2 separate regions of the Homo sapiens genome follow, and region 2 is linked to region 1. A link is an interaction called in ENCODE POLR2A ChIA-PET data of the cell type or tissue named here. Cell type or tissue: PC-3. All regions are shown on one strand. Links, peaks and the distances in the headings refer to the core of each region. The heading gives the core; the rest is flanking DNA.

Region 1 (4,407 bases), core at 324-4,323:
TGCTCCCAGCTGAATAAAGCCCTTCTTTCTACAACTCAGTGTCTGAGGGATTTTGTCTGCGTCTTGTCCTGCTACACCACCAGGTGAAGAAGGAAGTGTTTGCTTCTTCTTCCACCATGATTGTAAGTGTGCTGAGGCCTCCCAAGGCATGTGGAATGGTGAGTCAATTAAACCTCTTTCCTTTATAAATTACTCAGTCTTGTTTATGTTCTTATAGCAGCATGAAAATGAACTAATACAGTAAATAAATAAATATATACATGCACACACACAAACACCATGACCAAATGATCAAGTCAAGTCTATTTCAGGGATAAGCGCAAGGTAATTTCAATATTCACAAATGTAAATCAATATTCACCACAACAGGTTAAAGAAGAAAAATCACATAATTATGCCAATTGATGCAGAAAAAGCATTTGAAAAAGTCAGCACCCATCCATGATAAATAGTTCTCAGAAAAACAGGAATAGAGAGAAACTTCCTCAACATGATAAAGGCATTAAAAAATCTATATCTAATTTAGCACTTTGTTGTGAACAGATGAGAAAGGAAAAAATAAAACTGTTCTTACTTGGAGATGGCATAATTATCTACATAAAAACAAAACAAAAAATCTGCAAGAAGATACCTTCTAGAGTCAATATGTAAGTTCACATAAATATATGAAAATAAATTGCATTTATGTACTAGCAACACACATGTCAAAATATCCAGTCAATAGTCTAGTCATGATATTAATATATAGTTTTACAAGATGTTACTATTGGGGAAAACTGGGTAAAGGAACAAGGGATATTTCCCTGTAATTTCTAAGAACTGCATATAAATCTACAATTACCTCAAAAGTTTAAATTAAAAAGGTGTTTAGTTTAACTGTTTACAATGGCCTGCTTCGATTTGGAGAAAATTTTACTCTTATTATTTCTTCTATTGCTTTAATTTTCTGCCTAATTATGTATTCACATTATAATCAGTAAAAAATATTTTACTTCAGAAAAAAAGCAGACAAAGTATGCAAAAACATAAAGAAAAACATCATAAAAATGCTTTATGAATAAATTATAAATTTCAGGTAGTGCTAGAAAGGGTAGTTCTTATACAGATATTTAAAGAACATGTAGATGTAACATGAATAGAATCAAAAAGGATTATCTCCATGGAGCTAAAGTAACATTTTAAGAAGAGCATACTTAAAATACATTTTAAAAAATAATTTTCTTTTAAAAAAAGAAACTTGGGAGCATTTTTAAATTTTCTTTGTACGTTAAACTGTGTGATTAATTAGAAATTTAGAAGATCTAACAGGGCAAATATCTGATTATCATATGAATATGGAAAGTGGGCAAGAAGTTACACTGAATATTCTGTTAGCTCTCAAGAGCAAGGGGAAAAACAATTCTAGAGATTCAGTCTTTGCAGTAGAAAAAACTAAACATACATTGCATCATTGTGTAGCAGAGTCTAATGTTAGAGAAGGCAAATGGAGAATCCCAACAACACCCACGTTATAGTTATAAATGAGTCTGTGCAATGGAGATTTTTGATTTTGATGTAAAATTTGGTACAGATGAATCGCTGAGGTGCAGTTTAAAGAAGGTATATAAAGTATGAATACTACAGTATCCTTTGACATTCCCTTTTTGAACATGCAGCTTCAAGCAGATATTTTCCATTCCAAATGAAGGAAACTAAATTCAAAATAGTTTAATCTAAACATGGGATGGATTGGAAGGATATAAGATAGCTGCAAAAATTAAAGGAAGAACTGCAGGAACCGGGCATCTCAGAGGCATTAGAGTATGAATCTGAGGATTTGTTCCTGTAAGACTCCTTCTGCTTCTTGTATACTTCTTGGGCTTTGTCACATGAAAAAGACTTGCTCCCTGAAGGGTTTTTTAGACTACATTTAATACTTGATATCCAAAAGAGAAGAGAGAATTCTTCCTGCTAGTTCTACTTAGAAAAACCCCACAGAACTCTGCTTTTCCTAACTTGAATCATGTGACTACTCCCATACTGGCAATTTGGCCAGATTAATGAATGCTAGCCATGACTCACCTCACTTATGTCACATATCCAACCTACAAGAAGGAGAGAGAAATGTTCTGGGCAGACTAAAATAATGTGTTCTACAGAGACAACATTATAAGCAGGATCAGAGGAAAGTGACATAAGGATAAACTGACTTGAGAAAGAAAGTGAGAAAATAGCCAGAGGGTTCTTTCCCTTGTTTTATTTTTGCCATATTTTTTCCACTGGGGCACTCAAATATTCTCTTCTTTTTTTGTTCATAAAAGACTAGCATTGAGAATTTCATTTAATTAGCCCAAATGTGTTAAATGAGAACGATTTCAAAAAATGGACTCTTTCCTTATTCTTAATTATTATAGTAAACATAAAAGCAAATCACACTTTTTCAGTATTGAAAATAAATAGTAGACACTAGATAACAGAGTACTTGGTAATAATTTGTGGGGAAATAATTACTATGGCTACGGTTTGAATGTATTTGTCCCTCCCAAAACTCATGTTGAAATTTAATCCCCAGTGCAACAATGTTGAGTGGTGAGACCTAACAGGAGATTTTTAGGTAGTGAGGTTCAATCCTCTTGAATGGATTAATGCCACAATAAAAAGGACTTGTTAAGTGGGTTCTTTCTCTTTTGCTTTTCTGCCACATGAGGATATAACATTTGTATCCATAGCAAGAAGGCCCTCACTAGACACCAGATGCCAGCACTTTAATATTTAACCTCTCAGTGGTTAAAAGGACAGTGAGAAATAAGTCTTTGTTCTTTACAAATTACCCAGTTTGTCATATATACCCAAAGGAATATAAATCATTCTATTGTAAAGACACATGCACATGTATGCTTATTGAGGCACTATTTCCAATAGCAAAAACACAGAATCAACACAAATGCCCATTAATGATAGACTGGATAAAGAAAACGTGGTACCTATACACCATGGAATACTATGCTGCCATGAAAAAAGAGAGTTCACGTCCTTTCCAGGGACACGGATGAAGCTGGAAGCCATCATCCTCAGCAAACTAACACAGGAACAGAAAACCAAACACTGCATGTTCTCACTCATAAGTGGGAGTTGACATTAAGAACACACGGACACAGAGAGGGAAACAATACACACCAGGGCCTGTTGGGGGTGAGGGGTGAGGGGAGGGAACTTAGTGGATAGGTCAATATGTGCAGCAAACCACCATGGCACTCGTATACCTATGTAACAAACCTAAACATTCTGTACATATATCCTGTTATTCTTTTTTAGAAGAAATAAAGAAAAAACATAAATTACCCAGTTTGTCATATTGTGTTATAGCAACATAAAACTAAGACAGAAGTGGGTACCAGGAGTTGGGAGTTGCTATGACAACTAAAAATGTGGAAGTGGCTTTGGAACTGGGTAATAAATAGAGGCTGAAATAATTTGAAGGAACAATATAGAAAAAACCTATATTGCCATGAACAGAGCATTAAAGGTGATTCTGGTGAGGGCTCAGAAGAGGATAGCTGTAGAGGGAGCCTAATTCTTAGAAGTTTTTCTAGGTGATTATGAACAGAATGTTCATAGAAATATGTACAGTAAAGGCCATTCTGATAAGGTCTCAGACAGAGATGAGGAACAAGACATTGGGAACTGGAGGAAAAGCCATCTGTGATGGTTAATATTGAGTGTCAACTTCATTGGACTGACGGATGCAAAGTATTGTTCCTGGGTGTGTCTGTGAGGGTGTTGCCAAAGAGATTAATATTTGAGTCAGTGGACTGGGGGAGCAGACCCACCCTCTGTCTGGGTGGGCACCATCTAATTAGCTGCCTGTGTGAGCAGGATAAAGCAGGCAGAAGAAATTGGAAAGAGCAGACTTGCTGAGCCTTCTGGCCTTCATCTTTTTCTGTGCTGGATGCTTCCTGCCCTCAAACATCAGACTCCAATTTCTTCAGCTTTTGGAGTCTTGGACTTTGTATTAGTCTGTTCTCATGCTGCTAATAAAGACATACCCAAGACTAGGAAAAAGAGGTTTAATGAACTCACAGTTCTACATGGCTGGGGGAGCCTCACAGTCATGGCAGAAGGCAAAAGAGGAAAAAGGCATGTCTTACATGGCAGCAGGCAAGAGAATGAGTGCCAGCAGAGGAAATGCCAGACACTTACAAAACCATCAGATCTCGAAAGAACTCACTATCATAAGAACAGTATGGGGAAAGCTGCCACCTGGTCCCCGCCCTTGACATCTTGGGGATTATTACAATTCAAAGTGAGATTTGGGTGGGGACACAGAACCAAACCATATCAGACTTACACCAGTGAATTGCAAGGGGCTCTTGGGCCTTCAGCTACAGACTGAAGGCTGTACTCTTGGCTTCCCTACTTTTGAGGTTT
Region 2 (4,407 bases), core at 144-4,143, 120 kb after region 1:
GTTCTTTTGCTGAGTAATATTCAATTGTAGCAGATACAATGATTCCTCCCACTTTATTAACCTTTTTCAAAACTGTTTTTAACTACTCTAGTTTCTTTGCTTTTCCATATAAATTTTATAATGCTTTTGTCTATGTCTATGTCTAAATAAAACTCACTAGGATTTTAATAAGGACTGCATTAAGCCTACAGACCAATTTTCGGTGAAGTGACACATTTAATATGTTCCAATCCATGAATATAGGATGTCTCTTATTATGTCGTTTATTTAGATTTTTTAAATTTTCTATCATTATCATTTTAAAATTTTAGCATGAGGATTCTTTACATATTTTATTAGATTTGTAACTAAGTTTTCATTTTCAGTGGAGCAATCGTAAATGTTTCACACATACTCATAACCAGTATATAGGAGTGGATTGACTTTGTATGTTGATCTGGTAACATGCACCCTTGCTTAACTCACTTATTAGTTCAAGGAGGTTGGTATTTGTTTGTGTTTTCTTTTTGTAGATTTATTAGGATTATTTGCATAGACAATTATTCATCTATACATAAAGATGGCTGTATTTCTCTCTTTTCAATGTGTATGCCTTTTTTGTGCTCGGTTTTATTATTTTTTGATGTTTGATATTGTGGATAGGTAAGTAACGATACCAATATTTCTAACAATAATATCTGCACAATTTAATTTCTTGTTAGAAAGGACAATTATCAATTTGAATAAGATGAATTATGTAAAGGAAATAATAGTGTAAACATTCTCTAAACTGTTTTATTTTATAATCACCTAAAATCAGTACCCAAAATAACATTAGTAACATTGGTAATGGAGTTCATTTAGCGGGTTCTGCTCAACTGTGGCAAGTATGTAAAAAACAAAACAACAACAACAACAACAAAAAAACCTTTGTTCTCTCAGTGACATTTAATTCCTTAGAAACAAATCCAAATAAACATATCTAGTACTTGAATCTATTAAGGTTTGTAATCTTAATAAAGAAGCTTTTATTTTAATCACTTCAAATAGAAGTGAATCTTATTGCTGAAAATTAATTATAATCAAGAATTTGGATCTATTACAAAATTAAAACTCTATAAATTCTTATTTCTAAATGACTAAATGAGAAAAATAAATATTACAAAAGTTTCATTCTGTCTTATAACAATAACTTCAAAAACGAAATTTAATATAATCCCAGCTTTGCCTTTATATTAGGGAACTCATATATTGCCACACTTGGAATCAGGGCTTCATACAGTGGATTTATTATTAATACATACAGGAGAGCAAGTTCCAAAATGTGGTAGATAAAATATTGGTCAACAGAAATGTTCTAAAGGAAAGATTTTCATTAATTAATTTAGTTTGTAATAAATACATAAAGCATTTTTCTTAAGATTATTTCTACTTTATTAAATTATCTACACAAACCTGCACTACTGAAAACTGTTTAACTTTCTTATAAACTTCCAAGCTACAAGAGGCCTTTACAGTGAATTAATGTCATAATTTTATGTTATCGAGAACTGTTTATTTTGTTTCCATAAAGCTGTATACCCAACGTATTATTCTAAAGTAAACTGCCATAATGAAGGGATTATTTTGAACTACTTTATCAGTTGTCCCTTCATTCTAATCATTACTCTGCTATTTAATTAATATTCCAGAAATAAAATTCCTCTTACCAGAACATTTGCTGCATTTTGTTTTTCTCTTTATACTAATGAAAAGTTAGTTAATGTGTCTCTATTCCAAACAGTATCACACCAATCTTCATGGGAAACTGTCCATGTTATTGTCTTAGCAATAACTAGTTGAGTCATCTTTCAATAAAATCATGTCGAAAAGGTTGACTCAGTTGAATGCAACCCCTGGCTTATATCTCTTTTGGAATGTCTTTGTATTTGCATAGTCATTCCCAGATCTGCTAACTCCAGAACACACTTTTTCTGACTTTTTTTTTTGAGATGGAGTCTCGTCCTGTTGCCCAGACTGGAGTGCAATGGCGAGATCTCGGCTCACTAACCTCCGCCTCCTGGGTTCAAATGATTCTCCTGCCTCAGCCTCCCAAGTAGCTGGGATCACAGGCACCTGCCAGTATGCCCAGCTAATTCTGTATGCTTTTAGTAGAGACGGGGTTTTGCCATGTTGGCCAGGCTGCTATCAAACTCCTGACCTTGTGATCTGCCCCCCTCAGCCTCCCTAAGGGCTGGGATTACAGGCGTGAGCCACGTGCCAAGCTTTCTGGCTTTTAATGACTAACCGAATCAGCATTTGGCATTCTAAAATATAACAAATGTTAAAAGCAAAATAAATTTTCCTTTTATACATATGTTTGAGCTTTGGAATTTTTCTTCTAGGGTTTACAAAATTTCACTTTCTGCTTACATACCTCTCAACAAAGAATTAATAGTTTAAAGCATTGATAAGACATACTAATGAGATAACAAGGTATAAAATATTACTAACATTGTTATGAGGCAAAGTGCACTTTACTTAAACTTATTTTCTTCGGTTACTTAAAGAAAACTCCTTTAATCATTCTAATACGTTTTGAATTTTATTTACAGATCACATAAGATGCCTTCCCAATAAGCCGAGGAAGTAGCTGTGTTTGCATCTGAGAAATATCTAGACTTCTTAGTACATACAGACCTAGAGCAGATCATTCCATTAAATACTCAAGAACAAGCCTGGTAAGATTTTCGAAAATGCAGGTATTGAGACCAACTAAATAGAATGGGGATTTTGCATGAATTTGCTCAAGGAATTAAGGGTTAGGAATTAAATGATGATTAGAGCTATAAGGAAATGTGTAGATAATTCTCTCGTTCTGTCATTCTAAGGAAAAAGCTATGATTTTTGCTTGGTTATTTACAAATAAAATTAGCTTAACAAAGTTCATAGAAAAATTATCTAAACATACTAGCCTAGCATGCAGCTACCTCACTTGGGACCAGATATTCAGCCACTCATAACATGCTCTGGAATTCTTGGAATCTTCAAGTTGGAAATCTGATTGGGCAGTTGAGACTACAGGTTGGAGAGCCTCTGGATTTCATAACTCCTTGAAAAATATGAAGATGTATTATTGCCACCATGTGTAAATGCCTCAAATTTAATGCTGAGGGTAGTTTGACTCTTTTATTTGCAAATAACAAAAAAACTTGTCAACGTATCTCAAATAATTTAGAAGTTGTAAGAATCAACATTGTGGTGCATACATACTAAATTCTCTTTCCAGTCCATCTACTCCAAAAACTACCCTCTTTTAACATGGGTGTCACTCCCCACATCTTTGTTCTTCCCAAGGAATCATCAATGGTACACCTAAAAAAGGTAGACTAATCAAATATTTTTTCCTATGAATAAATAATTTTAAACTAAATGATAGACTGGTTTTGCAGGACCTGTGTTATATTAATGTTAGCATATTAAGGAAAGTTTTATAAAATTTTGCTTTTCCCCTGTCTGGTGGCCCAACTCTTTGATGGAATGGAATATATAATAGGCCTAAGTGTACCACGATAAATTCATATTTTTACATAAGTCATTTGTAACCAAAAGAATCTTAAATTACACGTATGGACATGCAAATTTATAAAATACTGAACAATCAAAGCTGAACAACATGAACTGAGAGAAATATGAAACCTGAATAAAACTGGAATCTATGGAAATACTGACTCTAAAATTTTCACTCCATGCTCCACCATTGATGAGGCTCAGCTAAATTTGTAGTCCTTCTTTGGGTAAATTTATGATAGGATATCTCAACCTCTACTATTAATTTTTCCACTGAAGCAGAATTTCAGCTTTTTAGAAATTATGATTTGTTGTAATCCCTTATAGTCCTGACTTTCTACCTATGACTTCTTCTTAGCTTACATTCTCATTGCTAACTTGTTTTCATTTTCATCAAACTAGTTAAATGTCTAAGAAGGAAAATTGCTATTTCTTGTCTCGGTTGCCATGGATAGGTGGCCAACCAGTGGACTGACTGCCCTTAAGTTAACTGATGGTCCCTTGTAGATTCAACTGTGAGAACTCAGTGTTTGTAGAGTTCACCCATTTCACCATAGTCTAGGATATAACTGGCCTTTTTGAGGCCTGTCTAGTAAAATGGCAGAGTTATTAACCACAGAAGCCTTAGAATTAGAAAGGGTTGAGCTTAAAGGAAAATTATTCCAAAGCTAAAATTAATTTTGTTTTAATATAGAATGGCAGCATAGTACCTTCCTTGATATTAGGGTTATAATAATTTTTGCACTTACCAGATGTTAAGGTTTTGACTTAGCCACTAAATATTGAATATCATCATAGAGATCCAAGATTACATAATTTCACAGATAAATTATTCTTGCTGTTGGTTTACAGTTGACTAGCCACAATTTTTAGCCTGTT

The links. ChIA-PET counts read pairs that join two places held together with the same protein. Peaks named below come from ENCODE experiments on the same cell type or tissue, not always from the same donor. Only the 100,000 strongest peaks of a DNase experiment are listed, where the experiment ranks them.
Region 2: POLR2A ChIA-PET joins it to region 1 with 5 read pairs; 3 of 35 experiments call an interaction of 5 or more read pairs at or near these places.

What each region holds. Positions count from the first base shown.
Region 1 is chr2:188,040,568-188,044,974 of GRCh38, forward strand. All of the region lies in intron 2 of LINC01090 (long intergenic non-protein coding RNA 1090), which reads right to left. Among named protein-coding and RNA genes, the nearest start is that of LINC01090, 240 kb to the right of the region's middle. In PC-3, for the core only: no CTCF peak of the experiment used is centred there; no DNase peak of the experiment used is centred there.
Region 2 is chr2:188,156,677-188,161,083 of GRCh38, forward strand. All of the region lies in intron 2 of LINC01090 (long intergenic non-protein coding RNA 1090), which reads right to left. Among named protein-coding and RNA genes, the nearest start is that of LINC01090, 130 kb to the right of the region's middle. In PC-3, for the core only: no CTCF peak of the experiment used is centred there; a DNase peak (open chromatin) is centred at 1,865; H3K27ac peaks cover 1,205 bases.